2 separate regions of the Homo sapiens genome follow, and region 1 is linked to region 2. A link is a loop called in an ENCODE intact Hi-C map of the cell type or tissue named here. Cell type or tissue: B cell. All regions are shown on one strand. Each heading gives the region's core, and the rest is flanking DNA. Links, peaks and the distances in the headings are about the cores only.

Region 1 (15,643 bases), core at 4,120-12,119, 130 kb after region 2:
GGTTGGCTGGGCTGAATGAGGCAAACAAAAAGTGCTTCTGTTTTCATATCTGCTATGTTTGAATAGCAATTTGGGGCAAGAAAATAAGATTTAAGCTATTTCCATAAGAGCTAGAAAACTGTTTATGGCCTCTAGGTTGACCACTAATTGGTGATGGAACCATTAGTGTTTCTATGAAATTAGAAAGTCTAAATAAGGATGCCTTATGTATGCATTGTTCTTAGAAATCCATTTCTCTTGGTTTTGAAAGGCCATTTTGATCCTGTCATTTTTTTCTTATTACAATACACAATTCACCAAACAATCAATGGTCTTTGAATAACAAGGTTAGTATGTTTTGTGGATGCCTGAAGCTCTTTAGTATGAAACCCTATATAGGCTATGTTTTTTCCTGTACATTCATACACACCTGTGATAAAGTTTAATTTATAAATTAGGCACAGTTAGAGGTGAGCAGCAATAATTACTGTACAATTCTATACATGAGTATTTATAGATCATTTGACTTCGTGAAGTCAATTAATACTGTAGGGGCAACCCACCCCTACATCTGGGATTTTTTCCTTGTGTTGTCATTACAATCTATTAAACAGCTTCCAGGGGCATCAGAAACTGAAATGCTATCTTCTTCTGTTTGAAATGGTTCTAAAGCTGCTTTAATAATGGCCCAATCATTCCATACTGTAAGTGGAATGATATTACCCTTCCTACCTGCTTGTTTTAGTTCCTTACCAATTCTTTTCCAATCTTTTAGATCTAAAGTTCCTTGTTCTGGAAACCATGGGCAAAATTGTTCTATTATTTGAAATAGCTTGATTAGATTTTTTGTAGATACTTTAACTCCCCCTCTTTTTAAAAGAATTTTAATAAAGCTGAGATAAGAGGCATATTTACTTTTAATTTTACTTTTAGTTTGCCCCATTATCACCCTAGCTTCTTCCGAGTGCACAAGCTTACCGTAAGGCTGACTGTAGACGTCCTCGGGATCTCTCGTCGACTTGTCCTCAATGACCACGCTCGAGCGTACCTTCACCCTAGAGAAAAGCCCCACGTTGGGCGCCAGATGTAGGGGTGGGTTGCCCCTACACACCTGTGGGTGTTTCTCGTAAGGTGGGACGAGAGATTTGGAAAAGAAAAATACACAGAGACAAAGTATAGAGAAAGAAAGAAGGGGACCCGGGGAACCAGCGTTCAGCATATGGAGGATCCCGCCAGCCTCTGAGTTCCCTTAGTATTTATTGATTATCTGTGGGTGTTTCTCAAAGAGGGGGATGTGTCAGGGTCACAAGACAATTGTGGGGAGAGGGTCAGCAGACAAACACGTGAACAAAGGTCTTGGCATCATAGACAATGTAAAGGATTAAGTGCTGTGCTTTTAGATATGCATACACATAAACATCTCAGTGCTTTACAAAGCAGTATTGCTGCCCGCAGGTCCCACCTCCAGCCCTAAGGCGGTTTTTCCCTATCTCAGTAGATGGAGCATACAATCGGGTTTTATACCGAGACATTCCATTGCCCAGGGACAGGCAGGAGACAGATGCCTTCCTCTTGTCTCAACTGCAAGAGGCATTCCTTCCTCTTTTACTAATCCTCCTCAGCACAGACCCTTTACGGGTGTCGGGCTGGGGGACGGTCAGGTCTTTCCCTTCCCACGAGGCCATATTTCAGACTATCACATGGGGAGAAACCTTGGACAATACCTAGCTTTCCTAGGCAGAGGTCCCTGCGGCCTTCCGCAGTTTTTGTGTCCCTGGGTACTTGAGATTAGGGAGTGGTGATGACTCTTAAGGAGCATGCTGCCTTCAAGCATCTGTTTAACAAAGCACATCCTGCACCGCCCTTAATCCATTCAACTCTGAGTTGACACAGCACACGTTTCAGAGAGCATGGGGTTGGGGGTAAGGTTATAGATTAACAGAATCTCAAGGCAGAAGAATTTTTCTTAGTACATAACAAAATGGAGTCTCCCATGTCTACTTCTTTCTACACAGACACAGTAACAATCTGATCTCTCTTGCTTTTCCCCACAAATACTAATTTATAACCATCTTTGTTGTTGTTGTTGTTGTTCCAGGATCTTGTGCTTGGCCATCATCTTTTATTCTTTTATTAGGATTTCAGATTGAAAAGTGGTTGAGGTGTTTGTTAGTGGCTTTAAGAAAAACTTTGCCAACATTTTAGTTAGGTGTTTAAAACTAAAGTGAAAGGACAAGGGGCACTGTTTCCACTCTCTAAATCATTATTGAAACTTCACTGGAAATATACATGTGGCAGTGCAATAAGGACAAGAGATAAATTGGGAAGCCAGAAATGAAGGCTTTGTTTCAAAACTAGTTCATGCAGTAAATGTAATATTGTATGTGAAATGCAAAGTATAGCCCTATTTGTTTTGTTTTCTTTTCCTAAGTGAATGAAGACAGGATAGCCTTATTTGTTAGCCTTTGTTTATAAAGTTTCTTAAACTGGCTCTTTTTTTCCTGCAGTGTGACTTATAAGTCCCACAGTCTTGGATCCGAGAAAGGGACTCTAGAGAGACTGTGTCTTCCTGCCCCTCATTTCACAGATGAGGAAACTAAAGCTTAGAGAAACGATCTGACCAGTGTCTTAGGTCCAGTTAGTGGCAAAGAAAGTTGGGAGCAGTGTTATCTCCAGACTTTTCTTTAATGCTCTTTCCATCAGCTCAGCCCTCTCTTTCTCTTTTTTTATTTTTATTTATTTTTACTTTTTATTTTTTGAGACAGAGTCTCACTCTGTCGCCCAGGCTGGAGGGCAGTGGTGTGATCTCCGCTCACTTCAACCTCCGCCTCCTGGGTTCAAGCAATTCTCCTTCCTTAGCCTTCCGTGTAGCTGGGATTACAGGTGCCCGCCACCATGCCCGGCTAATTTTTGTATTTTTAGTAGAGATGGGGTTTCACCATGTTGGCCAGGCTGGTCTTGAACTCCAGACCTCAAGTGATCTGTCCACCTTGGCCACCCAAAGTGTTGGGATTACAGGCGTGAGCCACTGCACCTGGCTTTTTTTGAGGGGGGGGGGCGGGGACAGGGTCTTGCTGTGTTGCCCAGGCTGGAGTGCAGTAGCTATTCTCTACACAGGTGTAGTTGTAGTGCACTGCAGCCTCGACCTCCCGGACTGAAGCCATCCTTCTGCCTCAGCCTCTCAAGTAGTTGAGACTACAGGCTTGAGCCACCTTGCCTGGCAGCCTTCTCTTTGAATGGCCTGTTAGAGGAACATCTTGTAGCGAGTTCTGACCCAGGGAATGACACCTTGTGAAACGCTAGGATCCATTACTAGGTTCAATCCCTTTGGAGTTTTTGGCTGAAAGTTTGTATACCAGATATTGGTGTTCTAACTTTTCAGTGTGGTCAGCTGAATTCATTGTTTATTGGTTGCTTCCTATTAGTCCCTGACAGTTGTTTTAAAGACCAATGAACAAAACAGACTTCAACCCTGATGTTTCATAGTCCTGTGGGGAAGGCAAACATGCACAGGACTGGTGTGAAAGAATATGCATGAGGGCCAGGCGTGGTGGCTCACGCCTGTAATCCCAGCACTTTGGGAGGCCGAGGTGGGCGGATCACGAGGTCAGGAGATCGAGACCATCCTGGCTAACATGGTGAAACCCCATCTCTACTAAAAATACAAAAAATTAGCCGGGCGTGGTGGCAGGCGCCTGTAGTCCCAGCTACTCAGGAGGCTGAGGCAGGAGAATGACGTGAACCCGGGAGGCGGAGCTTGCAGTGAGCCGAGATCGCGGCACTGCACTCCAGCCTGGGTGACAGAGCAAGACTCCGTCTCAAAAAAAAAAAAAAAAACGCATGAGATTGTAGGGGCACAACGTCAGGCCTTAAGAGAAGGGTTTTTCAGTAAGCTGAGGCAAATGAGAAGAATGGGAATACTCCAGATTGAGGGCTCAGCAAAGGCAAAGTAGATCCCCAAAACTACAGCTGTTTCATGGCTGGTAGGGTCGGCATAGGGGTCAGTGTTGAGAATTGATGTTAGAAAATAGACTGAGACTAAATTATCATGTTAAGGAATTGGGTGGGTTTTTTGTTTGGTTTGGTTTGTTTTTTGGGGGGTGGGTGGGGAGGAAGCTGTAGAAAGAGGTCTTTGCTTTTGAAGAGGCAGCACATTCAAATGGTACAGAATTTAAAAGGTGTTCAGAATTCAAGAGTGCACAGTGAAGTCTCATCACCCTTGTCTCCAAGCTACAAAGTCCTCTCAAGAGGCAACCAGTACTAGTTTCTGTGTATCCTTCTAAAGAATATTTCACATATACAAGCAAATAAATACATATTACATGGAAGGTATTTGACTAGAGGAGTAACATGGACATTGCAGTGTTGTAAAAAACAAATCGATACAGAGGGTGTAATGGGAGAACAGGAGGCAAAAGACCAGTTACGAAGCTACTGAAATTGTCTGAGCTAGAAAGGGCTTTACCTAGGGCAGTGGGAAGTAGTTGAGCTTCAGACTCATGGTAGGCTTGGTGATAATTGGTCAGAGGATAAAAGAGAAAGAGGAGTGGAAATTGAGTTAGAGGTTTTGCACTTGGAAGATGCCTTAAGGGTTCTAAGCCTGGAAGTATGTATGGGTAGCTGGGCTGCCATTAATTAGGGTGGGAAATGCAAAAGGAAGGATCAAGTTTGGGAACAGAAAATGGGATTGCTTGGTACAAGAGGCATTTTACAGGCAGAACCATCAGGCTTGTGGAATGCTTCCATCCAGCTGGACCATTGATTCTCATTAGAATCGCCTGTGCTGAGAGGCCTAGGCCCACCCTGGCCACACCGATTCAGGGAGTAGGGCTGGGGTTCCATAGGTAATCTCATTGTGCAGCAAGGGTGGGGAATCATTGAGCCAGGTACTAGGCCAGCCAGTGGGGATGAAACAACGGTTAGCTGTGTGAGACTCAGCCCTTTGGAGGCTCACAATGTACAGGGGAAGAAAAGAGAAGGGAAGATCGCTATAAAGGCACTGGTATTATTGTAGTGACGAAGAAAATGGTTAGGCCCATGTATGTATTCCTCATAGTTTTAGGATTTCCCATGTAAAATGAGAAATCTTTGAGTTGGAATCCTGACACAGGAGGCAGCAGGCTCTGAAGTATTTGCTAAGTAAGGTTACTTCAGAGTCCTTCTGGGGAAAATATTCTTTTCAAAGTGCAGGTAAATCCTTTTTTCCTTGTTATTTTTGGAGACAAATATATGTTTATTAGTACTTGAAAATGTTACTATTGAATGTTTAATGGAATATTGAATGGTGGTGGATGTGTGACTGAAAGAGCTGAATGGACTACTTATCTTTTATGCATTATCTCTGAGTGGGCATTGTCTTTTGGTTGTGACCACAGACTAGTGTTTGTAGAGCTGGCAGCCTACAAACATGGGTCAAAGACTCTTTTTTTTCTGATTGCTGCAGTCTAGGCTGGTCTGTTTGCTGCTCGCCAGCCTTTCTTAGAGATAGGCATAACTCTAACTTGCTGAATGTTGGCTGTGAGCGGAGCACTGGTAGATGTTCTGAAGAGGTTATCCTCGTTCCTCACACCGGCCCTGTGAAATCGAGGATACGACTCCATTCACAGGTGAAGCTACTGAAGCTCAGAGAGCTGCCCAAGGCCATGCTTAGCACATCTTGTTCTGGGGCTGGAGTTTGAACCCAGATCTGCCTCCAGAGCCTGTGTCCTTGCTCAGTATCCCACACTGCCTTTCCAGTTAGAAAAGATCATTTTAGATTTTCTTTTAGGGAGGTGATTTTGGCTGATTGTGACTTCTACTTAGTTATTAGCTATTGCTTTTGTTTTAATTAAGGGGTTTTGCTTAACTGTTAACTATTAGTTAAAACAAAAACTTAACAAGCCTTGTTGAGTTTGGTAGCCTCAGGCCAGCCTTTCCTTCCAGGGACTCCTAAATGCCGTAAGCTCTGCACTGCATTGTTTGCGCTGATTAATGGTGAGAGGTTCCTGGCATGAATGTAATAGACATTTACCTGGAGGTCAAGTTTCCCTGCTCTTGGAACCCTCACCTGCTATGACTTGTACTTTATTCATGTAAGTCAGAATCCTAGGGAATTGCTCAAAATGCCTGTCTTGTCAGCCTCCTCTCCTACAACTCATTTTCTTTCATCCTTCAAGGCTCATTTCAGACACTTCTTCATTAATCCTTTTGATTCCTTCAGCTATGCATAATCTGACCTTCTTTGCTTTTGTTTTTATTGGTGCATATTTTACTTTATTATAGTCATATATCTTGAATCTCCCTAAACTGTCCTCCCCAACCAAAATCATCACTTCATTTTAAGTTCCCATATGCAGGAAATATTTTATTACATATAAATCTTTAGCTCCCTTTCACCATAGTGTCTTGCATACAGTAAATGTCCAATAGAATGTTTTGAATAGTTTTAATATTAAATGTGAGTATAGAATGTGGTTTTTACCTGATTTACATAAATAGTTCTTGTCATCCTTCCCATGAAAGTAACATTACTCATTGCTAAAAAATTGGAAAGTATGGGCCAGGCACGGTGGCTCACGCCTGTAATCCCAGCACTTTGGGAGGCCAAGGCGGGATGGATCACAAGGTCAGGAGTTCAAGACCAGCCTGGCCAAGATGGTGAAACCCCGTCTCTACTAAAAATACAAAACTTATCCCAGCATGGTGGTGGGCGCCTGTAATCCCAGCTACTCAGGAGGCTGAGGCAGAGAATCGCTTGAACCTGGGAGGCGGAGGTTGCAGTGAGCCAAGTTCATGCCACTGCACTCCAGCCTGGGCGACAGAGCGAGACTCCGTCTGAAAAACGAAACAAAACAAAAAAAGTATGAAAAAGAAAAAAAAAGTACTCATTGTCCTACTACTCAAAGATCATTACTTAGTTGAACAATGTATAGAGTAAAAAATATAGGCCAGGCGTGGTGGGTAATCCCAGCACTTTGGGAGGCTGAGGCGGGTGGATCACCTCAGGTCAGAAGTTTGAGACCAGCCTGGCTGACATGGTGAAACCCCGTCTCTACTAAAAATTCAAAAAATGAACCGGGCATGGTGACGGGTGCCTGTAATCCCAGCTACTCAGGAGGCCGAGGCAGGAGAGTCTCCTAAACCCAGGAGGTGGAGGTTGCAGTGAGCCAAGATTGTGCCATCACACTCCATCCTGGACGACAAAAGTGAAATTCCATCTCAAAAAAAAAAAACAATGTATATATACACATATACATATACGTGTATATATATATAACGTGTATGTATATATACACATATACATATACGTGTATATATATATAACGTGTATGTATATATATACGTGTATATATATGTGTATATAAATTAGTGTTCAGAAATTAAGAGACAGTTCTACACTTGGCAGGCTATTCAAAGGAATGATGTTCTCGTTTAAAGGAAAAAAAAAGTTACATTTGTGCCAGGCCGCATGTGACTATAGACCTCTCCCAGAGGGTGCCTATTTTAGTCAAGGCCAGCCCTTATTTTTATAGAGGGTGAAGAAAGCAGTGGGTAAATAGTATCTTCTTTGGGGTTAGGTCAAGGATATATGGCTTGTCATAAATATCAGGTTGACAAGAATTCTAGATCTAATCTTGTAAATTATAAACAGAAGGAAAATCTTCTCCCCAGCCTAAAGGGCCAGTACAAGTAGGCATATATCAGATAGCTGGTCTTAATTGCTTGTTACTTCCTTACTTAATTTTTGAATTATTTGGTATTATGTGACATTTTCTAACACCTGAAAACAAACTGAAGCCACAGCTTTAATAGAGGCCCTTACTTCTGTAACATAATTAGTGCCCTGTCTCTGCTATTCATAACTTACAATAAGTATGACCTCCCAGATGATTTGTTTGTTGCCTCCTCCTGTCCAGAAACATTGCTAACAGCATTTGGCATTTGAGGAAGATACTGTTGCAGGCCAGAAAGGAGTGAAGTGACCTTTTCAGTAACTTAACCTTCAACTCTGCAGTTTGTGGAAGGCAGACCAGTGATTCATACCAAGTTTGTAATTTGCACAAGTTCCCAAGCCACAGTTGAGCCAGAATAGATAATTCCACATTAAGTATTGGTATTTAAACAGAATTATTGAAGTTAAAGGAAGAACATTTTTATTTTTAAAAGGATGACTTTAAGTTTCTTTGCCTTCACACAATTGTTTCCTAATCCTCATGTCAGCACTTTTCACTGCTTTTTAAGACAAGGCAACTGCCCAGAATAGTCTGGAAATTATCTTCTCTAGTTAATGAAGTATTCTAGACATAGGTGTAAGTGTATGTGGAGGCTCATTAATTTGATTAATTCTTAAGTTGTCTCATAATTACTAAGCTAGCAAGGAATAGCTAACTATTTTGTTTGGAATTCTCAAACACAAAATGAACCGCTTACTACAGCTTTGATTTTGTTGTTTGAGTTTTGCCTATAGTTTCCATTTTCACACTTTTTTTTTTTTTTGAGACAGATTTTCGCTCTTGTTGCCCAGGCTGGCGTGCAGTGGCGCAGTCTCGGCTCACCACAACCTCTGCCTCCCAGGTTCAAGGGATTCTACTGCCTCAGTCTCCTGAGTAGCTGGGATTACAGGCATGTGCTACCACGCCTGGCTAATTTTGATTTTTAATAGAAATGGGGTTTCACCATGTTGGCCAGGCTGGTCTTGAACTCCTGACCTCAGGTGATCCACCTGCCTTGGCCTCCCAAAGTGCTGGGATTACAGGCGTAAGCCACCTCATGCGGCCATTTTCACATGTTTTATTACAGGGTTGAACTTTTCAGTCCATCCTTTGAGCTTCATTACCTTCACTTTTGAATTAACTTCTGCTTAGAGATCTTGTTCTTGACGTAGTCTTGATCTCTGGAGAATCAAAAGACACAGATTTCATTGTGATTAATGTGGAATGGAAACTTCTTTTTTCTTCTTCTTCTTTTTTTTTTTTTTTTTTTTTTTTTTGAGATGGAGTCTCACTCACCCTGTCGCCCAGGCTGGAGTGCAATGGCGCAATCTTTGCTTACTGCAATCTCTGCCTCCCAGGTTCAGGCAATTCTGTCTCAGCCTCCCAAGTAGCTGAGACTACAGGTGCCTACCACCAAGTCCAGCTAATTTTTGTATTTTTAGTAGAGACAGGGTTTTGCCATGTTGGCCAGGCTGGTCTCGAACTCCTGACCTCAGGTGATCCACCCGCCTCGACCTCCCAAAGTGCTGGGATTATAGGCATGAGCCACCGCGACTGGCCAGAAACATCTTTCTTCTTTTTTTTTTTCCTCTTCTTTTTTCTTTTTTGAGACAGAGTCTCGCTTTGTCACCCAGGCTGGAGTGCAGTGGCTCAATCACAGCTCACTGCAACCTCTGCTTCCTGGGTTCAAGCGATTCTCCTGCCTCAGTTACCCAGCTAGGTGGTATTACAGTCATGCGCCACCATACCTGGGTCATTTTTGTATTTTTAGTAGAGATGAAGTTTCACCATGTTAGCCAGGCTGGTCTCAAACTCCTGACCTCAAGTGATCTGTTTACCTCAGCCTCCCAAAGTGCGGGATTATAGGTGTGAGCCACTGCACTGGGCCGGAAACTTCTTGCAAAGGGAGTATTTCACTTGCTTGTTAAAACAGGAAGTGCAGCATAATCTATATAATTTTACCTCCATAGAACTGAAAGGACTGTTGTTAGTCAAAAAGCACATGACATTTTTCTGTATAACTTGACAGAATATATTTGTTGAATATATTTTTTCAGTCATCCTGCTTTTCATTCATTTTGGATTTTTTTTTTTTTTTTTTTTTTTTTTTTTTGAGATGGAGTCTCAATCTGTTGCCCAGGCTGGAGTGCAGTGGTGCGATCTCAGCTCCCTGTGCAACCTCCGCCTCCTGGGTTCAAACGATTCTCCTGCCTCAGCCTTCCGAGTAGCTGGGACTACAGGCATGCGCCACCAGGCATGGCTAATTTTTTTCATTTTTAAAATAGAGACAGTGTCTTGCTCTTTCACCCAGACTGGATTGCAGTGGCACAGTGATAGCTCACTGCAGCCTCAACCTCCTGGCTCAAGCGACTCTCCGTTTGGGATAATTATTTGCAGATACAACATTTCACAGTCTTGAATCACAGGGGAGTGTTTTTTGTTTTGTTGGGGTTTTTTTTGAGGCAGGTCTTGCTGTGTCACCCAGGCTCATGTACAGTGGCACGATCACAGCTCCCGGGCTCAAGTGATCCTTCTACCCCTGTCCCCCAAGCAGCTCGGACCACAGGTGTGTGCCACCATGCCTGGCTAATTTTTTGTATTTTTAGTAGAGACGGAGGTTTTACCATGTTGCCCAGGTTGCTCTTGAACTCCTGAGCTTAAATGATACACCCGCCTCAGCCTCCCACAGTGCTGGGATTACAGGCATGAGCCACTGCACCCCGTCGGGAGCGTTCTTAAGTGCCCAAATAGTTGAGGTTTAAGAAATGTTGATATAGGCTGGATGCGGTTGCTCATGCCTGTAATCCCAGAACTTTAGGAGCCCAAGGCTGTGTTGGGGGGCAATCACTTGAGGTCAGGAGTTTGAGACCAGCCTGGCCAACATGGCGAAACCCCATGTCTGTATTACAGATAGAAAAATTAGCCAAGCATGGTGGTGGGTGCCTGTAATACCAGCTACTCGGGAGGCTGAGGCAGGAGAGTCACTTGAACCTGGGAGGCGAAGGTTGCAGTGACCTGAGATTGCGCCACTGCACTCCAGCCTAGGCCACAGAGTGAGACTCCATCTCAAAAAAGAAAGAAAGAAAAAAAAAAGAAATGTTGATATAAATGTGATCTGTTCCATTGGATAGGAAATTGAGTTTCTACTCTGATCTCATTTTTTTTCTAGTTACAGTGCTTCATGCTGTGATGTCTTTAGACAAATGAGGCTGGCTCTGAGAACACTAAAGTCTTTGAAAAGCCTCAGCATCTGAAAAGATGCCTGTCGTACTGCAATAAATATTGCTTAGCCCCCTTTCTCATTAGATGGCCCCTTACTGCAGAAAGTCTGTAAAAGCAGATACCCTTATTCCTTAGAGTGCAGAGGGTCTCCTGATACTTCTGTTATTCAATTATTGTGATCCTGCCAGATTCTTATTCAGTTTCTCCTCTAGAGTTTCAACTCACTATCAAGTACCCATCCTAGTAGGCAGGAGATGTGTTTCACTGATGGAAAGACAATCCATGTAGAGCCAGTATGCTTCTTTGGAATGCGAGGCTTGATGTAAGATGCCTTGAGATCATCAAAGATGCAAGGAATAAAGCTATTACCTTTGGATACTACTTAATATTTGAAATTCTTCCAGAGTGTACATTAAATACATTTTTGGACAAAATCAAATTGTTTTTCTTCATTGATGCTTATATTAAAATTGAAGTTTAGTATTTATTCTCTAGGCATCGCGTTCTTCTAGAAAACGTTTGCTTTGTAGGTAACTGCATGTCAGTCTGAAGATGAGTGCAGTAGGAGGGGTTTAAAATAATTGCAACATCATGTTGATGGCTGTTAATGGAGGACAGGACTGGAGACGCTCTTGCTGATTTTGACTAGTTCAGAAGTCTTTCTTATAGTAAGCCTTTTGCAATTACACAGTTAGGTGACTGTGTAATTGGGAAGATAGGATTTTTAAGATAGCTATCATTTGGTTATAACTACCTTTTTTTATTTTTTATTTTTTGAGACAGGGTCTCGCTCTGTCGCTCAGGCTGAAGTGCAAGTAGTGTGATCACAGCTCATTGCAGCATTGACCTCCTGGACTCAAGCAGTCCTCCCACCCTCAGCCTCCTGTTTAGCTGGAACTACAGGTGTGTGCCACCATCCCTGGCTGATTTTTAAATTTTTTTGTAGAGACGGGTTTTGCTATGTTGCCTAGGCTGGTCTCGAATTCCTTGGCTCAAACAATCCTCCTACCTCAGCCTCCCAATATGCTGGGATTACAGGTATGAGCTACCACGCCTGGTCATAACTACCATTTTACATGGTTATACCATTTTGGCAAAGACAAAAACATGTTAATTAGAAAAATGAAAATTGCTTAAGAATTTTCTTCTTGGCTGGGCTCAGTGGCCCATTCCTGTAATTCTAGCATTTTGGGAGGCCGAAGCAGGAGGATCACTTCAGCCTAGGAGTTCAAGACCACCCTGGGCAACATGGCGAGGACCCATCCCTACAAAAAATAAATAGCTGGGTATGGTGGCACATGCCTGTAGTCCCAGATATTCAGGAGGCTGAAATGGGAGAATCTCTTGAGCTCAGGAGTTTGAGGCCGCAGTGAGCTATTACTACACCACTGCATTCCAGTCTGGGTGACAGAGTGAGACCCCATTTCTTTTTTTTTTTTTTTTTTTTCCCCTGAGGCTGAGTCTTGCTCTGTCGCCCAGGCTGGGGTGCAGTGATGCAATCTTGGCTCATTGCAACCTCCACCTCCCAGGTTCAAGTGATTCTCCTGCCTCAGCATCCCAAGAAGCTGGGATTACAGGCACGCACCACCACACCCAGCTAATTTTTGTATTTTTAGTAGAGACGGGGTTTCACCATGTTGGACAGGCTGGTCTTGAAATCCTGACCTCAAGTGATCTGCCCACCTCGGCCTCCCAAAGTGCTGGGATTACAGGCGTGAACCACCACGCTGGGCCCGAGACCCCATTTCTTAAAAAAAAAAAAAAATTTTTTTCTTCTTATAAACACTTAATGATGGCAGACACCCAGAATTACTCTTTTTGCTTCCCTTTTTAACTCTTAACTGTAGAAACCAGGCATGGTGATTTGTGCTTGTAATCCCAGCACTTTGGGAGACTGAGGCAGGAGGATCACTTGACCCCAGGAGTTTGAGACCAGCCTGGGCAACATAATGAGACCGCATCTCTACAAAAAAAATTTTTAAAAAAATGAGTTGTGTGTGTTGGTGCATTCCTGTAGTCATAGCTACTCTGGAGGCTGAAGTGGGAGGATCCCTTGAGCCCAGGAGTTCAAAGTTGCAGTGAGCTGTGTTTGCACCACTGCACTCCAGCCTGGGTGACAGAGCAGGATGCTGTTAAAAAAAGAAAAAGGGAAAAAGCATCAGTCTATGGAAAACTTAATAAAATACTTTGTAAAAACATAAATACTGTAACTATTTTCTAATTGCTCGTTTTGCTTCATAAAACTGACATTTCCATTGAAAAGATAAAACTAGCCTGGGCACGGTGGTTCACACCTGTAATCCCAGCACTTTGGGAGGCCGAGGCGGGCGGATCATGAAGTCAAGAGTTTGAGAACATCCTGGCCAACACGGTGAAACCCCGTCTCTACTAAAAATACAAAAAATTAGCGGAGCGTGGTAGCTACTTGGGGGGCTGAGGCGGGAGAATCACTTGAACCTGGGAAGCGGAGGTTGCAGTGAGCCAATATCGCACCACTGCACTCCAGCCTGGGCGACAGAGCGAGACTCCGTCTCAAAAAACAAAAACAAACAAAAACACTAAAGGATTTTTCTGTGCCCTATGGTCTCTTCTCAATCTTTTGCTCAGCTATTTCTGATATGTAACCATTATCTTAATCTAATAGTGATTTTAATTGGATTTTGGGTCAAGGGAAACACTTAAGCTAGATGTGTGCTCACAGAATGTTATTAATGGAGACATAAGATGATTACAGTGAATTAAAGGAAATAGCTTCTATATTCGGTGCAACCTCTTTATCTTGGCATTCAAGGCCCTTCTAGTCATTAATTCAGCCTCCTTTTTAGCTTCACTTCTCTCTACCTCCATAGAGATTATATCATTCTGACAAACTGGATACCCTACCACTAAGGTATCAATTCTCAGATTTTCTGGCCCCAACTTGCCTTGCCAGCCGCAAACTCATAGTTCCTCACTTTATACACAACACTTCCACAAAGATGCCCTGCTGGCACCTGAAGTTTGACATACCCAAGACAGAATTAAATGTCTTTTAAAGGCATTTACACACCCTTGCCAACTGTAGAATAATCTAATCAATATTTTCTAATTCCCCAAATCCAGAAACAGTAGTTCCCTCTTATTTGAGGTTTCAATTACCCACTGATGTGTTTTGGCATTGTCCCCACTCAAATTTCATCTTGAATTGTAGTTCCCATAATAATCCCCATAAACCCTCATGCTGCTATTGTGATAGTGAAGTTTTCATAAGATCTGATGGTTTTATAAGGGGCTTTTCCCCCTTTGCTCAGCACTTCTCTCTCCTGCTGCCATGTGAAGAAGGATGTGTTTGCTTCCCCTTCTGCCATGATTGTAAGTTTCCTGAGGCCTCCCCAGCCATGCAGAACTGTGACTCAATTAAACCTCCGTCTTTTATAAATTACCTAGTCTCAGGTATTTCTTCATAGCAGCATGAGAATGGACTAATATACCCACATTACCTAACAATAATACAGACAGAGACCACATTCACACAACATTTATTATAGTATATTGTTATAATTATTCTGTTTTATTATCGTTGTTAACCTCTTGAGTATGCCTAATATATGTGTTAAACTTGGCCAGATCCTGTGGCTCATGCCCATAATCTCGGCACTTTGGGAGGCCAAGGTGTGAGATTGCTTGAGCCCAGAAGTTTGAGACCAGCCTGGACAACATAGTGAGACCCTGTTTCTACAAAAACTTAAAAAAAAAAGTAGCGGGGTGTATCAGGGTGTGTCTGTAATCCCAGCTACTAAGGAGGCTGAGGTGGGAGGAATACTTGAGCCCAGGAGTTCAAGACTGCAGTGAGCTATGATCAGGCCACTACTCCAGCCTGGGCTAGAGTGAGACCCCATCTCTTAAAAGAAAACAAAACTACTACTAAGTCATTTTAGTTTTTCTTTTGTTGGTACTAAGTTTTTGGAATCCAGAATGTATTTTACACTTCATAGCAAGCACTTCTCAATCCAAACAAGTGAGATTTTAGACTCAATAGCCACATGTGGCTAGTGGCTCCCATGTTAGACAGCACAGGTCAGTAGCATAAAGAACTTTAGAGTTCTTGAACTGGCATTCTTGATTTTCTACAACTTTCGCTACTGCCCTTCATTTTTCAGCTTCTCCCTGCTCACCCAAGCCCCAGCATCTAGTTGTCTGCCTTTCTTTTCCTCTTGTTATCCTTCCCTGCCGTGGAAATCTGGCTGACCCCTGCCAGGGCCTATCCGAATGCCACTTTCAGAGCAGGCTGGCACTGTTCTTGAGGCGCTGCATTCTCGTGGTGTCCGTAAGCACTAACCACTGGCTGTTGACCCTCCTGCAGCAGTGTTTATGGGAGCCGTTTGTCTGGTTTCTCTGTGAGAAGTCTAGCACCCCACTAGCAGGGGAGCTTCTCAGAGACCGGCTTTCTCAGCCGTCTTATTTCCTAGCGCAGCATGCACAATGTGGTGGTCCACGTGTGGCCTCCATTTGCTCTTAGGGTATTCTTATTCTTATCCTTTGCTGTTTGATAGTTGTGTTCCTGACATCTTTGGGATCTTAAGCAATTTCTCCTTTAACAGTTTTCTTTACCTTTGACATGTATTCTGAATGAAATTTCCCTTTATATCTGGATCAGTTCCACTGTTTAAAGGGTATTCTTGCTCTTTGCAGTCTGAAGCTTTTGCTTATGCAATAGAGGACATATTAATTTCTGTGTAGAAACAACCACCTAATATGAATAAAATTAGGTT
Region 2 (15,643 bases), core at 4,561-12,560:
TTAGAGCATATTTCTAGTGTCTTCTGCCTCCATCTTCCCAATGTTAAGTCTCACCGACTTCAACAGACAGGAAAGGCTGGGCATAGAGGCTCACGCCTGTAATCCCAACACTTTAGGAGGCCAAGACGGGAGGATCGCTTGAAGCTAGGAGTTCAAGACCAGCCTGGGCAACATAGTGAGACCCTGACTCAACAAAAAAATAATAATACAAAGCAGACAAGAAAGATCCTAAAGGACTGGAGAACTTGACCCACGAACAGTAGCAGCACCCCCTCTGTCTCTGCGGGCAGAGAAGGAGCCCACTGAGAATCCTGTATTGGGAGCCAGGTTCATGTTCTAGCTCTGCCTCTTACCAGCTGTGTGGCCTTGTGAATAATTCTCTGAGTCTCAGCCTTAGCTGTGAAATGGAGACAAGATGCTTAACGGCCAGACACAGTGGCTTATGCCTGTAATCCCAGCACTTTGGGAGGCCGAGGTGGGCAGATCACGAGGTCAGGAGTTCGAGACCAGTCTAGCCAATATGGTGAAACCCCATCTCTACTAAAAATACAAAAATTAGCCAGGCGTGGTGGTGTGCACCTGTAATCCCAGGTACTAGGCAGGGCTGAGGCAGGAGAATCGCTTGAACCTGGGAGACGGAGGTTGCAGTGAGCTGAGATCGTGCCACCGCACTGCAGCCTGGGCGACATAGCAAGACTCCATCTCAAAAAAAAAAAAAAAAAAAGATGCTTCGCGCTGTGAGTGGCATATAGTAAGAACTGAATCAATGGGTGTTCTTGCATTCCAGGTGCTATGCTAGTCTTGGGGGGACTCCAGTGTGGGCCCCTCCAGCTGTCCTCCCATTTCTCTGCTCCCTTCAAGTGCTTTTGTATCTCCTTTCCACTCTCTCCCTCTCTGCGCTGTTCACCCTATCAGTTTCCATCTGACACCACTTATTCCTTCCTCTTCCTCAAAACGCTCCTCTTTTGGTTTCCAGGATCCCACACACCCTTGGTTTTTCCTTCTACCTCTTGGCTACTCTTTCTGTCTCCTTTGCAGCCTCTTCCTCACCTGCCCAGGCCCTAGCTTGGTCCTGAACCCCTTTGTCAACACTCTGGAAGGGGATCACAGCCCAGGCCTTGTTGTCAATACCAGTTGTGCACTGATGACGCCCAAGCCTCTCTGCCAAATTCCTGACTCAGATCCTACTGCCCAGGTGACACCTCCACTTTGACAATTCAAATAAAACATTATCAAAAATGGGGACATCCTCCACCTGGCCCCCTCCCAGGCTTCTCTGCTTGATGGAGGGCACCACAGTGCACTCCGGTGCTCTGCCCCTTCCTCTCCCCTACATGTCCATGCCACCCACAGTTCCCCCCTGTCTTTTCTGTCTCCCACATGGATCTGGAATCATGCCCCTTTTTCCTTCCCTACTCCCAACCGACTTGTCCAAGCCATCCTTATCTCTCCTCTACACTTCCATTTTTATCTTCCCTATAATCTAATCCCAGATTTATCTGGTTTATTATATAAACCAGAGTTATCTTTTTTAATCAAACCATATCAGTGGATGGAAGGATAAGCAACATGTGGTAGACCCATATAGTGGAATATTCTTTGGCCATAAAAGGAATGAAGGACCATGCTACAACATGGATGACGCTTGAAAACATTGTGCTCAATGAATGACACCAGACGCAAAAGACCATATATGATGATATTCCATTTAAAGCAGGCAAATCCATGGAGACAGAAAGTAGACTAGCAGGTTCTTAGGGCTGGAGGGAGACAGGAATGGGAGGAACTGCTTCATGGGTACAGGGTTTCCTTTTTTTTTTTCTTAGAGATGGGGTCTTGCTATGTTGCCCAGGCTGGTCTCCACCTCCTGGGCTCAAGCAATCCTCCTGCCTCAGCCTCCAAAGTGATTGGGATTCCAGGTGCATGCCACTATGTACGGGGCCTTTGACAGTGTTTCCTTTTGAGATAATGAAAAGGTTCTGGAACTAGATAGCAGTGCAGCTTGCACAACATTGTGAATGTACTAAATGCCACCAGCCGTATGCTTGATAATGGGTAAAATGGTAACGTTTATGTTATGTGTATTTTACTACATTTTTTGTAAAAAATCAAATGGTCCTGGCCGGGCACAGTGGCTCACACCTGTAATCCCAGCATTTTGGGAGGTCAAGGTGGGCAGATCACCTGAGGTCAGGAGTTCGAGACCTGCCTGGGCAACATGACAAAACCCCATCTCAACTGAAAAAAAAAAAAATTAGCTGAGCATGGTGGCGGGCTCCTGTAATCCCAGCTACTCAGGAGGCTGAGGCAGGAGAATCGCTTGAACCTGGGAGGCAGAGGTTGCAGTGAGCTGAGATCGCGCCATTGCACTCCAGCCTGGGCGACAAGAATGAAACTCCATCTCAAAAAAAAAAAAAAAAATCAAACGATCCCTCCCCTGCTTAGAACTCCCATGGCTTCCTGTGCTCCACATGGACTCCAGCCCCTTCTGTGGGCCTCCGGCCTCCTCCCCAGCCTTACTTCTTATGACTCTCTTCACCCTCCTCTGTGCATCCACAATCTTGGCCTCCTTTTGGCCTCATAAGGCCAAGCTCTTCCCACCTCAGGCCCTTCGCACATGCTGTTCTCTCTTCTGAAAAGGTTGTCCCTCTCTCTTCATAGCTGCTTCTACTTCAGCTTTCAGTGTCCGTTTAAATGTCACCTCCTCAGAGACCCCTTCCCTGCTGTCCTGCCTCAGTGGATCTGCATCTCAGTCTCCACCTTTTGTTATCTCCACCACAACCCCCAGCTCATTCCTTTGCAATACTTCATTGTTTTCAAGACAGGGTCCCACTCTGTCACCCAGGCTGGAGTGCAGTGGCGTGATCACATCTCACTGCAGCCTTGACCTCCCAGACTCAAGCAATCCTCTGGCCTCAGCCTCCTGAGTAGCTGGGAATACAGGCATGCACCACCACACCTGGCTAGGTCATGTGTGTGTGTGTGTGTGTGTGTGTGTGTGTACACAAAATAAACAAAATATATGTAATTATACAATTATAATTATACAATTATAATTATAGAAATGTTTATATATAAGTGTGTGTGTGTGTATATATATGTGTGTGTGTGTATATACATATATGTATGTAGAGACAGAGTCTCACTATGTTTCCCAGGCTGGTTTTGAACTCCTGGCCTCAAGTGATCTGCCTGCTTCAACCTCCCAAAGTGCTGGGATTGCAGGCGTGAGCCCCCGCACCCAGCCCCCTTTTCAATGCTTATCACTTTGTAATTTGTCGTTTAGTATTTGTGTGCCTCCCTATATAGACTAAGTTTAATGAGGGCAGGCAGGACCTGCCTGTCTTACTCAACTCTGTGTTCTCTGCCTAGCACATAGTTGGCACTCAGAAACTCTTTGCTGAATTGATGACAGATCACCCAGCGGGCAAGGGAAACCATTGAGGCAGGATTTACACCCAGGCCTCTTTGATGCAATGCCTGTGTTCTTCCTACTCTTCTGTGTGACTCTGAACTGTGAGGCAGAAGGCTGAGCCGAGTGCCAGAGAAGAGAGTTGGAGGTGACCGTGCCCTTTTCACATAGCTGCGTCATCAGGCATCGGTGCCCAGGCCTTGTGCAGATCCCGTCGTGTGGCCGTCACTGCTGTAGATAAATCTTATCTGCTGGGAAAGGCACCTCTGGGCCTAAACAACAGATGTCACTCTAAGAAATCCCAGCAGAACCCCCACCCTGTCTCTGGCTGAGAACTCATCTACTTTTCTCTCCCTCTGTCCATTTTCTCACACTCTACCAGAGCCAGGACAGGGCTTTTGCCCTAGGAAGGGAAGTGGTCAACTGTAGCCGTTGATAACTGCCTTGGAGGAACCAAAACCAGCAGAGGCAGCCCTCTCTCTTCCCGCTGGGGAAAGCCAGAGCTGGCCACTGCCCTGGCCCGGCCCCAGCTGTCCTGGAGCCCAGGGATGGCCCAGTCCCCCAGGGCTGTACTCAGATCTTCCTCAAAATGCTCCATGTGGCCAGGCGCGGTGGCTCATGCCTAGAATCCCAGCACTTTGAGAGACCAAGGCGGGAGGATCCCTTGAGCCTAGGAGCTTGAGACTAGCCTAGGCAACATAGTGAGACCCTGTCTCCACAAAAAAATAAAAATTAGCCAGGTGTGGTGATGCATGCCTGTGGTCCCAGGTACCCAGGAGGCTAAGATGGGAGGATAGTTTGAGTCCAGGTGGTCAAGGCCGAAGTGGGTAGTGATTGCACCACTGCACTCCAGCCTGGGTGACAGAGCAAGACCCCATCCCTAAATAAGTAAGTACACGCTCCATGAACATCAAAAGGCAGGACACCCAGAAAATTCAAGCAAGCTGGGCTCACTGCTTGGTAAGAAATGCGGAGGACCGGGGGTGGGGCAAGGACTGCCTTGTGTAAGAGAACTGCTTTGGTATTGCCCAAACCGGAACAAGTCCTTCATCTAACGCAGTTCCTAATCTTTTTGTAATCTGGGGCCTTTGACATCTGGGGAAGCTTCTGGACCTCTTCCAAGAGTAATGTTTTTCAATGCATAAAACAGAACGAATGCATCGTATTACAAATGATGCCAGCTATCTTGCATTGAAGTTTTGAATTTTTTTTTACTTGTAATAAATAGATGGAGTTCTTATAGTACACATTAAACTATAAGAACAGCTGGCTCAGTAACTACTATAATTTTGAAGTAATGATACATATAAGTTATATTTTGAGATATCTCCAATAACTATACTGTGGTTTAAAAACATCTGTGATTTTGACTGATGACAAAGTTAGTGGGTTTTTTTTTCCGTTTTTTTTTTCTTTTGAGATGGAGTTTCACTCTTGTTGCCCAGGCTGGAGTGCAGTGGCGTGATCTCAGTTCACTGCAACCTCCACCTCCCGGGTTCAAGCGATTCTTCTGCCTCAGCTTCCCAAGTAGCTGGGATTACAGGCATGCGCTACCACACCCGGCTAATTTTGTATTTTTTAGTAGAGACAGGGTTTCACCATGTTGGCCAGGCTGGTCTTAAACTCCTGACCTCAGGTGATCCACCGGCCTCAGCCTCCCAAAGTGCTGGGATTACAGGCATGAGCCACCGCGCCTGGCCAGTTAGTGACGTTTGTAATGCAACTGTAATTTGTTACCTACATTCATAATTGAAGGAAATATTAAATTTCAGTTAAAGGCCAGTGGCTCATGTCTATTATCCCAATTTAAAAAAAAAAATTTGGGGAGGCTGAGGCCGGAGGATTGCTTGAAGCCAGGAGTTTGAGACCAGCCTGGGAAACAAAGCAAGACCCCATCTCTACAAAAAATAAAAATAAATAAATAATAAATTAGCTGGGTACAGTAGCATGTGCCTGTAGTCCCAGCTACTTGGGAGGCTGAGACAGGGGTATCACTTGAGCCTGGGAGTTTGAGGCTGCAGTGAGCTGTGCTCGAGCCACTGCATTCCAGCCTGAGCAACAAAGTGAGACCCTGTCTCTAAACAAACAAACAAAGTAATAATACGTTTCAGTTAGAGGTTAATGAAAATAAAGAATTTTTTTCCCACCCAAGTTAATAGACCTCCTGGATTCTTTCTGTGGACCTCAGCTTACTCTTCCCTAAGTTGTTTTGTTTTTGTTTTTGTTTTTGTTTTTTAAGAGACAGGGTCTTGCTCTGTCACCCAGGCTGGAGTGCTGTGGTGCAATCGTAGCTCACTGCAGCCTCGAACTCCTGGGCTCAAGGGATTCTCCCACCTCAGCCTCCTGAGTAGCTGGGACTACAGGGGCACACCACCATGCCCAGCTAATTTTTTAAAACATTTTTTATAGAAATGGGGTACTGTTCTGTCACCAAGGCTCATCTTGAACTCCTGGGCTCAAGCAGTCCTCCCGCCTCAGCCTCCCAAAGTGCTCAGACTACAGGTGTGAGCCACCATGCCCGGCCTTCTCCTTTAAGTATTGTTGGCCTCACTTTCCCAACTAAAATGGGAGCTCACTAAGAACAAAGGCTGTTCCTTCATCTTATACTTAGTACCTTGAAAGGGCCTACCACACAGTAGGTGGTCACGTGTTAGTCTGTTAGGTCTTTTGGATTTTCTAGGTAGACAATCACATCGATTGCAAATAATAGTCTTTCTCTTTTCAGTCTTTGTATTTCTTTTTTCTTGTTTTATTGCATTGACTGAGCTCATCAGTGAAATGTTGAATAGTAGCAATGATGGAGGGCACCCCAATCTTATTATGCTCAATACTCATTAATTTATGCAATAGGAATGTAAAGTACCTACTGCAGGTCAAATCCTGTGCCTGGGGATAACAGTGTAACACATTTGAGATCTTTTCCTGTCCACTGAAATGCCTGAGCAGTAGCAGTATTTCAGTAAACACGACAATGCTGAGAATATCACCAAATTCTCCAGACTTGCTGAAGTGTTCCTTTGGGATCCTGGTTCCCAAAAAGTATGGACATAGGTCCCTGCTGGTGGCCCCAGGTTCCAGGCCATCAGTAAGGTTGGGGGCTGCAGACTGGACCACTGCACCGTGGAGCAGAGGCAAGTACCCAGGGAGAAGACTGAGCGATGCCTCTGTAGGGGAAGGGATGGGGGAAGGTAGCCAGGGGATCAAGCCAGGCCAGGGTTTGAGCCTTGCCTTGCCTTAGCAGGGTCTGTTGAGGTCACCACCTGTCTGCACTAAGGGTCTAACTACAGGCAAGACCAGATGTTAAGACAGAGGGCTGCAACTTCCAGGTGTGCAACTAGGGGACGGGGTACTTGTTCCCTTTTCCCTTCCTCAACCAGAGGGGAGTGAACACAGAGGAGGGGCTGTTGGGAGCAGTCCCCACATCCTCTCCACTCTGTCTAGCTGGCCCTGGGGGAGGAGGAGAATTTTTAATAAAATATAAGGAAGTTGAAGTTGAAAATGGACCAGACTATGCCTTAGAAACTGGCATGGGGCTGTTGTAATAATACATGACTGAGAAGTCAGGAGATCTGACCAAAATGTTTTTAAGAAAGCCTTCTGGCCAGACGCGGTGGCTCACGCCTGTAATCCCAGCACTTTGGGAGGCCGAGGAGGACGGAGCACGAGGTCAGGAGATCGAGACCATCCTGGTTAACACGGTGAAACCCCGTCTCTACTAAAAATACAAAACATTTAACCGAGCGTGGTGGCGGGCGCCTGTAGTCCCAGCTACTCAGGAGGCTGGGGCAGGAGAATGGCATGAACCTGGGAGGCGGAGCTTGCAGTGAGCCGAGGTCGCGCCACTGCACTCCAGCCTGGGTGACAGAGCGCGACTCCACCTCAAAAAGAAAAAAGAAAGCCTGCTGCAGTCCAGGCATGGTGTTTCACGCCTGTAATCCCAGCACTTTGGGAGGCCGAGGCAGGCGGATCACTTGAGGTCAGAAGTTCGAGACCAGCCTGACCAGCATGGAGAAACCCTGTCTCTACTAAAAAAACAAAAATTAGCCAGGCGTGGTGGCAGGCACCTGTAATCCCAGCTACTCAGGAAGCTGAGGCAGGAGAATTGCTTGAACTCAGGAGGCAGAGGTTGCACTGAGCCAAGATCATGCCATTGCACCCCAGCCTGGGCCACAGAGTGAGACTGTTGCCGGGTGGAGTGGCTCACACCTGTAATCCCAGCACCTTCGGAGGCCAAGGCAGGCAGATCACTTGAGGTCAGGAGTTCGAGACCAGTCTGACCCACATGGTAAAACCCCGTCTCTACTAAAAATACAAAAATTAGTCAGGCATGGTGATGCTGGCCTGTAATCATAGCTACTCGGGAGGCTTGAGGCAGGAGAATTGCTTGAACCCAGGAGGCGGAGGTTGCAGTAAGCCAAGATCGCACCACTGCACTCCAGGCTGGACGACAGTGAGACTCCGTTCCAAAAAAAAGAAAAAAGAAAAGAAAGCCAGCTGCCCAGCAGAATTGGGGAAAGCCGAGTCAGTTGAAGCAGACAATACCCCTATGGGAGGCAGAAGAATGCACCCCCCTACCAAGATATCCACATCCTAACCCCTCCAAACCTGTATGTTGCCTTAAGTGGCAAAGGGGACTTTGCACATGTGGCTATGTGAAGGATCCTGAGCTGGAGAGATTAGCCTGGATTATCCAGGTGGATCCCATATAATCACAGGGCTCCTTAGAAGGGAGAAGACGCTGTGACCATGGAGGCAGAGGTCGGATTGAGACAGCCAAGGATCACAGGCACCTCTCCAGCCGGGAAAAGCAAGGAACACACTACCCTGGCGCCTCCAGAAGGCACAGCCCCACCCACACCTTGATTCTGGCCCTGTAGGACCCATCTGAGACTTCTGGCCTCCAGGGCTGTAAGATAACACATTTGTGTTAAGCCACTAGGTTTGTGGTGATCTGTTAACAGCGGCATGAGGAAACTAACACAACCCCAAGGAGGTGAGCCTCTCCCCACAGCCCCGACTCAACCGGAAGGGAGAGGTGTGCAGAAGACGGCTTTGCAGGATGTTTGGGACAAATGGTCTCTGGGGGAAGACAGAAGCTAACAGAACTGATTCGACTGTGTGAACAGGGTGCTGGGAGGGCCCACAGGGGAGGGACTTCAGAGCTGGGCCTGCGCCTGCGGGGCCGTACGAGTTGGCCCGGAGCAAGGCGGCCCAGGACAGGCAGGGGCTGCACGCGGTAAGGCTCCCTCTTGCCAGTACCATCCCATGAGCAGCCTCAGAGCCCTCGACCAAGGGAAGTTCTGAGGGCTGAGAGGTTGCTCATTCGTCAGAGCGTGCTGCCCACCCTCCACCCCTGCATGGCAGAAACTGTGCAGGGGACGAGGCCAAGGAATCAGGAGACCCAGAGGCAGGGGTGGCCCGGAGACGGTGGGATGGAGCAGAAGCTCCCCGAAAGGGGTTGGCGGGGTGGATTCGCCCCGCTCCAGCCGGCGGAGGAAGGAAGTGGTTCCCCCGCCCACCCTTCCCTTAGGCTGGCCCGGGGCAGGATTTTTGTGATCCGCGATTCGCTCCCACGGGCGGGACCTTTGTAACTGCGGGAGGCCCAGGACAGGCCCACCCTGCGGGGCGGGAGGCAGCCGGGGTGAGGGAGGTAGGGACGAACGGGTGGACTGACCACAGGCAGGGACAAGGGGACTAAGACCCGGGCCGAGGCCTAGAAGCCCGCCGACCGTTGGGGGTCTGCGGGCTGTGGGGGCGGGGACGGGGGCGGGGGCGGCCCGGGCGGGGGCGGGGCCTGGTACGGTACGGGGCGGGACGGGCTGGGCCGGACCTGCTCTGAGGCTCCCAGTCGCAGCGGTGACCGCGGGCGGGTGGGGCGCCGGGTAAGTGCTCGGGCCGGGCGGGGGGCGTACCCCGTTTGGCGTGCAGCCCTTTCTACAAGACCCCCAGTGCCCGATCCTTCCGAGAAGAGGGGACCCCCCCCCGCATCTCCGCTGTCCAGGCCTCGCCGTGGAGCCCCAGCAGGACCCCAGCCCTCGGTTGCCCTCGGCTCTGGCGTGTCCCGGCGCGGGCGGGCAGTGCTTCCCCTCGGCAGGGACTGGAGTCCAGGGGAGGGGAACGCGGGAGACGCTGGCCCTAGTGACCCCCCGATCCCGGAGAGTTGGTGGTGCGCGCCGCCCTGGGCCAGGTGCCTTCAGTTCTTCACACTCCGCGCAGCAGCCACAGGTGACCATCGTCGTCTCCCTCTTAACAGGTGAAGAAACCAAGACGCAGAGAGGCCAAGCCCCTTGCCTTGGGTCACACAGCCAAAGGAGGCAGAGCCAGAACTCACAACCAGGTCTGTGTCCCCTAAGTCCTCGGATGCATCGTCCCTGCCCCGCTGCCCTCCCGGGAGATTGTAGGAGAGAAGCAGGGGCAGAGGCAGTGCTGGATGTCCCGGGAGAAGGCTGCAATGAGCAGGCCCAGCCATCCCTGAAGGAGGAGCCCCGGGGAAGCAAACTCTTCCCTAGAAACACTTTAAAAGCACCCACCTGTTGGAGACAGAGATGCTGAGGAACAAGAGTGATTGGGGCCAGGGTAAACGCCAAGACAGAGAGGGGAGAGCAGTTCCTCAGTGGAACTCCCTCCAACATTGCCCCCACCACTTTTACCAGTGCTGGGTGTGGGGGATCTTGCAGGCTCAGCTTCGTGACTTGGCCTGTCTCTGCCTCAGTTTCCGCATCTGTCCCATGAGGTTAAGCATGTACCTACCTCGCAGGATTGCTGAGAAGATGATATAAGATGCTTGGTGTACAGGCTTAGCCCCTGGCACCAGGTTACTACCAAAAGTTCATGGTTCCAGTGCTTCCTCCACCCTCCGTCCTGCCCCTCTGAGAGTACTTCTCTGTCCTGGGCACCTTTAACTTCAGGTTGTTCAGGGCTATCTGAGATCTGCAGGATTTCCGGACAGCCCCACCAGCAACTAGGAGCTGCTTGAGTAAGACCAAGGTGAGGGGGTGGCAACTTCTCTGGCTGACTCCCCAGAGGGAAAGGCTGATAAGGGCAGGGTTTTGAAAATCTCTGGGCTGAGGCTTGCACAAGGTCCAGAGCTGCTCTGTGGCCCCTGCCCTCCCCGACACAGGTTTAGCAAGAAGGAGAAAGCCAGAGTGTTCTTGTCCCCAGACTTGATCCTTTGCTAGTCATTGGGGCTTGGGCCCTGGGAGCTGTCATCCACCACCCCGCTCCTCGTCCCTTCCCCACAGTCTAGGCTAGCGACAAGTTCTAACCCAAAGCATATCCTGAATCCGGCCACCCCTCCACCCCCTACTTCCACCCTGAGACCAGGCCGCCAGCATCTCTTGCCGCCTCATCACGCTGGACCCCTCACTTCCATCCAAATCCCCAGCATCGCCTGCCAAGCCCTCTCCATGATCAGGCCCTGTGTGATTATTCTCAATTTTTCTCTCTGGCCACTGTCCTGTCCACTGCTGTCCCCAGCCGCCACCTCCTAAGTACTCCGCTCTCTCAGGGGCTGTGCACAGCACACGTGTTCTTCCTTTTCCCGGGAATGCTCTTCTCTGCAATCTGTGACATACTCCCTTGTAATTCAGGGCACACCATAAATGTCGAGTTGTCCCTGACCACCCCACTTAAGGAGACCCCGCCTGCTCCCTGGCCCCTTACTCTGGCTGGCTGGCTTCCCAGTGCTTAGCTGGGGGGGGGGGGTGTGGTCTGTCTTGTATATTTCCTTGCTTCCTTGTTTGTCTCCCCAGGTAACATGTCAGTCTACCAGGATCGTGATCTTGCCCTTTCCTCTTCACCTTGGATTTCCCAGAACCTGGGAAATCAGTGCCTGGCACCTAGGAATGGCTCAGATAGTTTTGTACAGTTGCAGGCAATGTGTCAGCCATCAGCCTATTTTTCTTCTCACTGCTTGACAGCATTTTTTCTCCCGTTTCTACATAGACTTCAGAATTATCCCTCCCAAGAGCCCACTGCCTTCCTCAGCTTTTCCCTAAAGTAGGGCTTGGGGGTTGAGGGCCACTTCCAGGTTTTAGCCATACTATTCAACTTAGCTATAAATATCATTGTCCATATTGTGCATGTTTTTGGCTATCAAATGGCTTCTTGGAGATACAGTTTCCTAACCAAGGTGTGCAAGTCAAGGGTGGGATCATTTTGGAAGCACTTACCTCTTGTGACCAGGTAGCTATTTAGAAAAATCATCCCCAGGAATGTGTGCACATTTCTCTGCAGCTCTGCAAGCATTGGTTTTTATCCTTTTTATTTGTTTTGGCTAGTTTAATGGAGAAGGGCATGGTAGTTTTAAAGTTTCTGTTGCTTGAATTGCTGAAGCTGAGTGTTCCTCTGCGTGTGTGCTAGTTCTAGCTCCTGTCTTGCAAAGGTAGGAAATCTCCAGGGCACCTTAATTTTTCCCTTCACCTCCTCTTGTGGTGATGGTTCCACTTGAGCCCCTCTCGTGAGAGCAGGTTGAGAATCCCAGGGGGCTGGTATAGGGACATGCAAAGCTGAACTCTGCTGGGTCCAGAAGTTGCTCTGCCAGTCAACCAGCGAGAAAGTCTAAGAGTCCCTTGCACCCTCAGCATGTAACTGTGGGGAGAGAAAGAACCTCTTTAAAGTTTTCTTGAAAGTTTATTTCAAAATAATTTTTTAGAATTAGGCCAGGCACGGTGGCTCATGCCTGTAATTCCAGCACTTTAGGAGGCTGAGGCAACGGATCACTTGAGGTCAGGAGTCTGAGACCAGCCTGGCTAACGTGGCAAAACCCCGTCTCTACTAAAAATACAAAAAAAAATTTTAGCTGGGCGTGGTGGTGGGCACTTATAATCCCAGCTACTCAGGAGGCTGAAGCAGGAGAATCGCTTGAACCTGGGAGACAGAGGTTGCAGTGAGCCGAGATCATACCACTGCATTCCAGCCTAGGCAACAGAACGAGACTCTGTCTCAGGGGAAAAAAAAAATTATAGAAGTTACATAGAGGGATCAGGTGCAATGGCTCATGCCTATTATACTAACACCATGGGAGGCTGAGGCAGGAGGATCACTTGAACTCAGGAGTTTGAGACCAGCCTGGATAACATAGTGAGACCCCCCTTTCTACAAAAATTAGCTGGACTTGGTAGTGTGTGCCTATAGTCCCAGCTACTCGGGAGGTTGAGGTGGGAGGATCGCTTGAGTCCAGGATCTTGAGGCTGCAGTGAGCTCTGATCGCACCACTGCATTCTAGCCAGGGTGACAGAGTGAGACCCCAACTCCAAAACAAAACAAAACAACAACAACAAAAAAAAAAGGGTGTGCAGGGTTATTTATGGAAGCGCTGGGGTGGGAGGAGATTGGAAACAACCGTAAATGTCCATCACTAGTAGGATTAAACACATTCCTACAGGGGACTCATGTGCAGCCATGACAAGGCGTGCACTTCATACAGGACACACTGGCATAGAACCACCTCTGAGATACTGTGTTAGTCTTCTGTGGCTGCTGTAACAAATGGCCACAAGCTTGGCAGCTTAAGATAACACACATTTATTATGCTACAGTTCTGGAAGTCAAAAGTCCACAATCGGTCTCAGTGGGCTCGAGTCAAGGTATGGGCAGGGCTGTGTTGCTGCTGCAGGCTCTGGGGGAGAATCTGTTTGCTTGCCTTCCCAACTTCTAGAGGGGCCCACATGCCTTGGATTGAGGCCCCATCCTCCATCTTTAAAGCACTGAATCTTCAGATCTTTCTGACTCCAGCCTCTGCTTCTGTCCTCACAATCTCTTCTTTCTCCTGCCTCCACTTATCAAAGACCCCTCTGATGACATTGGGTCCACTAGGATAATCCAAAATCATTCCCTCCATCTTGAGAGCTGCAACTTAATCATGTCTGCAAAATCCTTTTTGCTATGTAAAGTAATATACAAGTTCAAGGATTAGGGTATGTGCATCTTTGAAGGGGAGCATTATTTTGCCTACCACACCCTGAAGGGAAATAAGGTTCACAGCAGTATGTGGGTTCACATTTGTTTACAAAAAAAATAAAATAAAAGGTTGGGGGAGAGTATCTACTCATGTGCTTGTGAGGGCATAGAATACTCCAGAAGGCGACGTAGGAAACTGGTCAGAGGGTCAGAGCGACCACTTCTGGGAAGGATAATGGGTAGAGGGGAGACTGACTTGTCATAGAATATCTTTTTGTATAATTTAAACTTTTTACTACATGCATAGATCACCTATGTTAAAAATAACGTTTTAAAGTAACACCTACTCATTGTAAAAGTTCACGCCTCCCAGAAGCAGAGAAGGAAAGCCCCACACCCAGATCACTCCCTTTTCTTCCAAAGATAACCACTGCGAAGAGTGATCCTTACGGACCAAAAAAAAGCATCTGTATTTCTTTTGACTTAGATGGGGTCATCCTGTAGACTCTGCCGTAATGTGACTCCTCTGTTTGCTCTGTGGCTGGCGTCTTTCCACGTCCATATGTGAATACTCAACAGCACTAGCAGCTCCTGCTGCTCAGAGGTGCATTCACTGATATAGCTGGTGGTGGGTGTTCAGAAGGTTTTACTGTTTTTCAGAGCAACCCCAACACTGTAATGTCTGTCTTTTTTCAATTGGAGTGAAATTCACATAATGTAAAGCTAACCATTTTAAAGTGAATAATTCAGTGGCATTTAAGTACATTTCACAGTGTGCGGCCTTCACCTCTATCAGAACATTTTCACTGTTTTTCTTTGTATTAAAATTAATAATATATCATTTTGCTTTTTAAAAAATACCTTGTTAGCTGCACAGAACATTTGCATCATCCCAAAAGGAAACCCCCTAATCCATTAAGCAGTCACTCCCCATCCTTCCCTGTCCCCAGCCCCTGGCAACCACCAATCTGCTTGTTCTGGACATTTCATATCCTGTTCCGGACATTTCATATCAATGGAATCATACAATATGTGACATTTTATGTCTGGCTTTTTTCACTTAGCATGGTATCTTTGAGGTTCATCTACATTGTAATAAGTATCAATACTTTATTTCTCTCTCTTTTTTTTTTTCCTTTTTTTTTTTTTTTTAGATAGAGTCTTGTTCTGTTGCCCAGGCTGGAGTGCAGTGGCACGATCTCGGCTTACTGCAACCTCTGCCTCCTGGGTTCAAGCGATTCTCCTGCCTCAGCCTCCGAAGTAGCTGGGATTACAGGTCCCCACCACCATGCCCAGCTAATTTTTGTATTTTTAGTAGAGACGGGTTTTCACCATGTTGGCCAGGCTGGTCTCAAACTCCTGACCTCAGGTGATCCACCCACCTTGGCCTCCCAAAAGTGCTGGGATTACAAGTGTGAGCCACCACACCTGGCCCCCTTCATTTCTTTTTATGGCCAAATAACGTTCCATTGTGTGGACAGACCCATTTTGTTGATCCATTCATCCATTGATGGACAAGCGGGTCGTTTCCACCTTTTGGCTTTTAAGAATAATGCTGTGAAAGCCTATGAACTTTCGTGTACAAATAAGTATTTGTTTGAGTCCCTGTTTCAGTTCATTTGGCTCTATATCCAGGATGTATGCCCTCCTACATATACTTTGTACTTTACACTAATTTCGGGCACAGTTAAAACTAAACTAACTTAAAACTAATTTGTAAGAAAGGATTACAGAGCACATACCAAGGCAGATGGCAGCAAGATGATAGATCTGGACAAATGTCTTTTTATTTTTCAGATCCAGAGGCAACAGGGACATGGCCACCTGGGACGAAAAGGTAATGGATTCTGTGGTCTTGCAGCATTAGAGGATATCCCAGCCTTGAGAGGATAATTCTGTTTGGTGTTTCAAACAGGAGAGGGAGAACTCCCTGTTCAGGTGTTTCCACTATACTGAAATATTTAAAATCAAAATGATGAAAAGCTGTAAAAGGACTTCACAAAACCTCCAAGTAGCCTGATATTCCACATCAGACCATTTGAATCCCAGCCCTGTATGTTAATAACTATGTGCGGTTTTTTTTGTTTTTTTTTTTTTGAGATGGAGTTTCACTCTTGTTTCCCAGGCTGGAGTGCAATGGTGCAATCTCAGCTCACCAGAACTTCTGCCCCCCAGGGTTCAAGCGATTTTCCTGCCTCAGCCTCCCAAGTAGCTGGGATTACAGGCATGCACCACCACACCTGGCTAACTTTGTATTTTTAGTAGAGATGGGGTTTCTGCATGTGGGTCAGGCTGGTCTCGAACAGTGCATGTTAATAACTATGTGTCCTT

Evidence for each region. A loop is a pair of places that touch in the nucleus more often than their neighbours do. Peaks named below come from ENCODE experiments on the same cell type or tissue, not always from the same donor. Only the 100,000 strongest peaks of a DNase experiment are listed, where the experiment ranks them.
Region 1: a loop joins it to region 2, with 2.3 times the contacts of the local background. A loop is called at or near these places in 10 of 110 quality-filtered maps.

What each region holds. Positions count from the first base shown.
Region 1 is chr12:110,556,427-110,572,069 of GRCh38, reverse strand. All of the region lies in intron 1 of PPTC7 (protein phosphatase targeting COQ7), which reads left to right. Among named protein-coding and RNA genes, the nearest start is that of PPTC7, 19 kb to the left of the region's middle. In B cell, for the core only: no CTCF peak of the experiment used is centred there; DNase peaks (open chromatin) are centred at 8,849 and 9,559; H3K4me3 peaks cover 244 bases; H3K27ac peaks cover 7,337 bases.
Region 2 is chr12:110,682,731-110,698,373 of GRCh38, reverse strand. HVCN1 (hydrogen voltage gated channel 1) reads left to right here and starts at 9,259. Exons shown (of 8, transcript NM_032369.4): 1 at 9,259-9,294; 2 at 9,666-9,749; 3 at 15,110-15,149. The coding sequence starts at 15,129. RefSeq lists silencers at 1-14, 8,939-9,008, 9,069-9,568 and enhancers at 7,539-7,688, 8,219-8,328, 8,449-8,498, 9,749-9,798, 10,361-11,189. In B cell, for the core only: no CTCF peak of the experiment used is centred there; DNase peaks (open chromatin) are centred at 6,883, 8,733, 10,300, 11,880 and 1 weaker place; H3K4me3 peaks cover 4,615 bases; H3K27ac peaks cover 7,307 bases.